2 separate regions of the Homo sapiens genome follow, and region 1 is linked to region 2. Evidence: chromatin contacts called from ENCODE Hi-C data. All regions are on one chromosome and are shown on one strand. The core of a region is the stretch at or near the end of the contact, and the rest is flanking DNA. Distances in the headings are between cores, read along the strand shown. Region 1 holds the start of SMG7 (SMG7 nonsense mediated mRNA decay factor). Region 2 has its middle 39 kb from the start of LINC01732.

Region 1 (2,700 bases), core at 174-2,673, 2.3 Mb after region 2:
AATAATCAAGCAGGATCCCCACTGCGGGGTGCCTATCAGAGTGATGGCGCTAGTCAGCCTTCCGGCTTGTCCCCGGCTTAAATGATAGAAAACCACGTGTTAGCCTTCTAGGATGTGTTCCCACCCTCACCCTGGCCTCCTCGCGGCAGGCTCGCGACAGCTAGGTCAGGAGGGAGTACGCGGGTGGGGTGGATTTGGGGGAGGGGTCGACTCGCCAGAAGTCGGCTATCCCCGTCGGCAGGGAAGGCATCGCGGCTGTCGTGTGCCGCTCTCCTCCCTCAGGGACCCCGTCCAGGCGGGATCCCGCCTCCCAGAGCCCAAGGCAGTTGTGGGGAAACCCCTTGCCCTTCCTCGCCGCTTGGCGCTGTCGCCTCGCCCTCCCGACTCCAGCCCGCCGCCCGCCAGCCTCCAGGCCATGCATCCTCTTCGCAGGCCCAGCCCTCTCCACGCCCGGCTCTGAGAGGAAACTACGGAGGTGGTTCCCGCTCGCAGGCGGGTGGAAAAGCCCATGGTGAATGCCTCGGGGTGTCCCCCCAGTTGCTGTGGGAAGTGGGAAGGGAGGAGGAAGTGGACTTCACCACCGGGGAGAACTATATCGATTCCTAACTTGGGGGAGGCCTTTAGATGGAAGGGAAGCCAACGGGGAACCCTGGGTGGTTTCCTGGGAATCCATTGGCCAAGGGGAGGGTGACCCTGTCCGCACACATCGGTTACTATGACAATATAACCACAGCCTCCAGTTGCCATGGCAGCTGCCTATCCAATCCGATTGTCTTCTCTTCCTCTCCGGGCCCCACCTTATCCCCTCCAAGAGTCTCCCAGCGTGCATGGGGAGGGGCTGCAGCGAAGAGGAGAGGGGGTCCTTCGAGTCACTCTCTACGCGCGAGGGAAGACAGGCGTTGAGGGACTGCTGGGAGGAACTGTAGGAGGAAGGGGCGGCGTTTCCGGTGGGGAAGAGTGGAGGCGTGCAAAAAGGAAGAGGGAAATCGGCAGGAGTGATAAGAAGGGGGAAGACTTTGAGTGTAACTCCCGTTCTTTTGGCCTGGGTGTTCCCGGTGGTGGGATTGGGATTGCCCCCTTGCGCGGGAGGAGAAGGGTGGATTGGCAGGAAGCCGCCAAGCGCCACCAGCCGGTCTCTCAGAAGCCGCACAGGCGCCACACAGCTCGTTGATCCCAAAAGGGAGCGCTACAGAGAGGCGGAAATCACTGAGGGACAGGCGCTGCTGAAATCTCGCGAGAGGGACCCCCTCCCTCGCCCGGTCGCCGACTTCCTCTGCTTCTCCTCTTTCCCCCGCCCCTCCTCCCTCCCCCTCCCCCCCGGGTCGGAGTGTCCCTGCGCCCCACGGGCCAGAGCAGCAGCGAGAGCAGCTTTCCCCACTCCCTCCCCCTCGCCTCATTCACCCCCACCCCCCTGCCGAGCGAGGAGGAGCCGGAGGAGAGGAAGATGGCGGCGGCCGCCAGCACCCGCGGTGCCGCGGGGCCGCTCCGAGGAGCCTGAGAGACCCACGGAGGCTTCGCGGGAAGACGCGGCGGCGGCGGCGGAGGATGAGCCTGCAGAGCGCGCAGTACCTCCGGTGAGTGCCGAGGCCGGGCTGGTACGTAGGGGGAGCGGGCCGCAGGTTGGGGCATGGAGCAACAGACACCGAGGTAAGTCCGGGGTGGCGGGGGAGTTGCTGCGTCCTCTCCTCGCCGGGCAGGTCGGCGGAGACTGCAAGGGGATCTGCGGGAGGGGGCGGAACGGGTATGGGTGCCTAGCCCCTACCGCCCGGGCTGAGCTCTGGCGAAGCCGGCTCGTCCCGGTGCGAGGAGGGAGGTTGGGGAAGCGTGAGAATGTGCGCGCGCGCCCTTGGTCTCGGGTTTGCTAGCGAGGGGTGGAGAGAAACGTCCGGGGAGGCGGCGGCGACCCCGAGTGGAGGTGGGTGTGGAGGAGTCTGATCCCCGTGGCAGGGGACTCGTGGTGTGGCGTGGGATTGGTTGGAGCGATGCATGAGTAGAGGACGGGGAGGAAGTCTGCACACCTGGGGTGTTGGGGCGGGGGAACCGCGGAGGGCAGACAGGGGGAGAGGGAGACCGCAGGAAACTGGAGCTTGTTCTTCATTCTCGGGTTGGGAGTATTGAGGAATAATGTCATCTGTAGTTAGTTGGCGGTGTGGGGAGGCGTGAAGGGGAATAGATGGGGAAGTGAGGAAAGAGGGAGGCACTGTGGACAAGGTTGGGTTTTTCAGAAGAAACTGGGTTAGAATCAGTGTAGTCGGAAGATACCATTCTGAGAGTCGTGTGTATTCATTAAGAGTGGTGTAAGGAACTTGTATGTCAGAGGTAGAGTGACACATGGGAATAGTGTGTGTGTGTGCGAGATGTGTGTCTGGGGTGGGGGGCGCGGCGATTGATGCACATTTCAGGATGAAGATGTAGATAGGTTGAACTTAGTACCTGATGGCGAGAACATATTGAATGGAAGGACACCAGCTTTTGTGTCAGCTGAAAGGTTCCATGGAAGCTGAGTAAGAGCTTGGAGGCAGAGGTAAAGTGGGTCAAAAATCTTGATAGAGAAAAGTAAGGTTGTTAGATCCTGAAATTAACTGGGGAGTGACTACTGCTTAGAAAAGGGGAAGACTTTAAAATTGGTCCTTTTTGTCTTTCAGGAGCAGAACTAAGAAAGGGAGGCCTTATGGAAAGATGTTTTTTAAAAAATTGTTT
Region 2 (2,754 bases), core at 253-2,752:
GAGGCTCAGGCGACAGACCCTGTAGGTGAATTCAGTGCATTCTCTGCACACCCAGCCCGCACTGCCTGCCCACATGCCTGCGTGGGAATGGTTAAGACCAGATTTCTCCAGCAGCCTTCAGCCTTTGCTTCCCAGGCCTAGTGGCCCCCAGCACAGAGCAGGCGCTCAGGGAAGGTGAATTAATGAGTGCAGCTGAGGTAAGGGCAGCGGCCAGGGCCTGCCTGCAGATATTCATGCCATTTGGGCTGCTCTCCTGTTTTGAAATGAGGAAATTGTGGGCCGGGCGTGGTGGCTCACGCCTGTAATCTCAGCACTTTGGGAGGCCAAGGCGGGCAGATCACCTGAGGTCGGGAGTTCGAGAACAGCCTGACCAACATGGAGAAACCCCGTCTCCACTAAAAATACAAAATTAGCTGGCGTGGTGGCGCATGCCTGTAATCCCAGCTACTTGGGAGGCTGAGGCAGGAGAATTGCTTGAACCCAGGAGGCAGAGGTTGCAGTGAGCCGAGATCGTGCCATTGCACTCCAGCCTGGGTGACAAGAGTGAAACTCCGTCTCAAAAAAAAAAAAAAAAAAAAGAGGAAATTGTGGTTCCCCCAGAAGAAGAGAGACTTGTCAAAGGTCATTCTGTAAATGACAGAGTTGGCATTTATTAAGTCTCAGGTTTGAGATTGTTGCCTCCAGGGTTTTTCCGGCTTTGTGTTGACAATGCCAGATTTTCAAGGCGGGGTGGAGGAGCGTGGGAATTAGGGGAAGCTGCTATGTGACCCGCATCTTTCCTCTGTCTTCCACCCAAGTGTCCTTGTGCCCCCAGCTACTTTCTCCAATTTGCCTGATTTCATCCTGGGTGTTTTGTGTTTGGCTTTCACTACTGACTTCTCCTGTGGGCCCCCTGACAGTGACCGTGACTCTTAAACAGCCTTGTGGTTTCACAGTGCCATCCCTGCCAGGCGCTAGTTTCTTCAGAGCCTTGGTCCCCCAGCTTGGGAGCCTGGGGATGGGTGTGCCCCATGGGAGGGGCAGGCAAGGACAGAGAGCAGCGAGACTGTAGTGGGGTGTTTCTGCCTGTGTGTCCCTGGGTGTCTGCATCTGCGTGGCAGCAGCCCAGCATGAGGCTGAGGGTGAGGGAGGCATGCCCGGGCATGTCTGCTGGGGCAGGCTGGCCAGGTTCCTGAGAAGACCAAGGAGATCCTTGGGAGAGGTGACTGGATCTGAGGCATGGAGAGAACGCCCGAGTCGGGAGGGAGGCGAGCCGGAGCAGGGATGGGTATTGATGAGGAGGCTGTAATGGGGGTGGCTGGTAGTAGTGGTGGGTAGCATTTATTGACTACTTACCAGATGCCTGGCACTGGGCTTAGGTCTTTTACATATATTGGATCGTTTAGTCCTTAGAACAACACCATGAAGTGAGATTTATCTCCGCTTTTCAGATTTTACATTTTGCAGTTTACAGATAAGGAAACTGAGGCTCACGTCACCAGTCATCATTGGAGTCCCTGCCTGTCTGAGCCTCTGACTACTGTCCTCTCTGGAGAACTTGAGAGCCCTTGTGGGGACATCTGGAACTGCTGGGTGGGGTTCTAGGGGTGGGGGAGCTGCAGCGGTGTGGTTCAGAGCCAGGCAAATATGGATTTCTATTGTTTTTGTGTCTCAGACTGGCAGGGTCTAAGAAGCCTTGGGTAACTTTTATAGATCTTTAAAAAACTGAATTGTTTTCACCCTGGATTCCAAGATAATAAACTTTCTTTAGCCTTTGTTCATAAGGAGGTGCAGCTTTCTCTAAAAGACTCCTTCAGAATGCTGCCTGTGATGGCTCCTCTGGGCCATACTACTACGAACCGGCATAAAAACTACAGCTCAAACCCTCCTGGGTCAAATTACAGAAGAAAACAATTCCTGGAGTGTCATAGTTGGCCACAAGCTGAACATGAGTAAGCAGCAGAGATGCTGATTTATAAGAAAAAGCTGATTTGTGACAGTGTGATCTGCAAAAGAGGGAACTGTCCTCCGCCTGCAATTTGTGTAAGGCCGAGTGACTTCCTCTGAGTTGTTCCCAAGGCTTTATTTCTAGACCGCTTGTTAGGAACGCAGAACCCCTTGCCTTGCAGAATTACTGTGGGAATGGAGGCACAGTTCTGAAGCTAGCTTGGAAATGCCCACCTATAGCTCAGAACCTCATATTTATGAGAAAACAATAGGAGAAAGCAATTCAGCTGTGATGTGCAGCTGATTTTCACCATTCCTTTGCTATGACCAGGAAATGCCCCATTGGACACTTTGTGAAGGGAGCGATGATGTCATGGCCAGAGGCACAGCTTCTTTTAATATTCAGGTTGTTAGTATTTGGCGAAGCCTGCCTCTTTCCACCCCCAACCCCTACTGGATTTTTCTGGAAGGCTTTTAGCTCTTCCCTCAATTGTGCGCACGTGTGCACACACACACAGAGACACACACACGGACATACCCCCCACAGACAGACACAAACATATCATATACATAGAGACACACACACAGACACACTACACACATAGACACACCACACACACAAAGACACACCACAGACACACAGACACTCCACACACAGACACACCACAGACACACAGACACACCACACACATACCACACAGATAGACACACCACACAGACACACCACAGACACACAGACACACCACACACACAGACACACCACAGACACACAGACACACCACACACACAGACATACGCCACACACACAGACACACATCACACACAGAC

The links. A loop is a pair of places that touch in the nucleus more often than their neighbours do. Pooled maps may share reads with other maps.
Region 1: a loop to region 2 is called in a pooled map, with 5 times the contacts of the local background. The contact joins the promoter of SMG7 here to the enhancer-like site in region 2. A Hi-C loop is called at or near these places in 2 of 37 single-sample maps with no recorded cell type and 3 of 50 pooled maps.

What each region holds. Positions count from the first base shown.
Region 1 is chr1:183,471,076-183,473,775 of GRCh38, forward strand. It overlaps SMG7 (SMG7 nonsense mediated mRNA decay factor), which reads left to right and starts at 1,424. Exons shown (of 23, transcript NM_001375584.1): 1 at 1,424-1,574. The coding sequence starts at 1,546. SMG7-AS1 (SMG7 antisense RNA 1) reads right to left here and starts at 907. Exons shown (of 5, transcript NR_040063.1): 1 at 1-907. RefSeq lists an enhancer at 475-1,106 and a silencer at 1,262-1,411.
Region 2 is chr1:181,134,014-181,136,767 of GRCh38, forward strand. No RefSeq gene overlaps it. Among named protein-coding and RNA genes, the nearest start is that of LINC01732, 39 kb to the right of the region's middle. RefSeq lists enhancers at 554-1,753, 921-1,340, 1,048-1,631, 1,951-2,000. Within about 2 kb of position 1,503, at least 28 of the 41 ENCODE cell types and tissues checked have a DNase peak (open chromatin) inside an H3K27ac peak, as active enhancers do.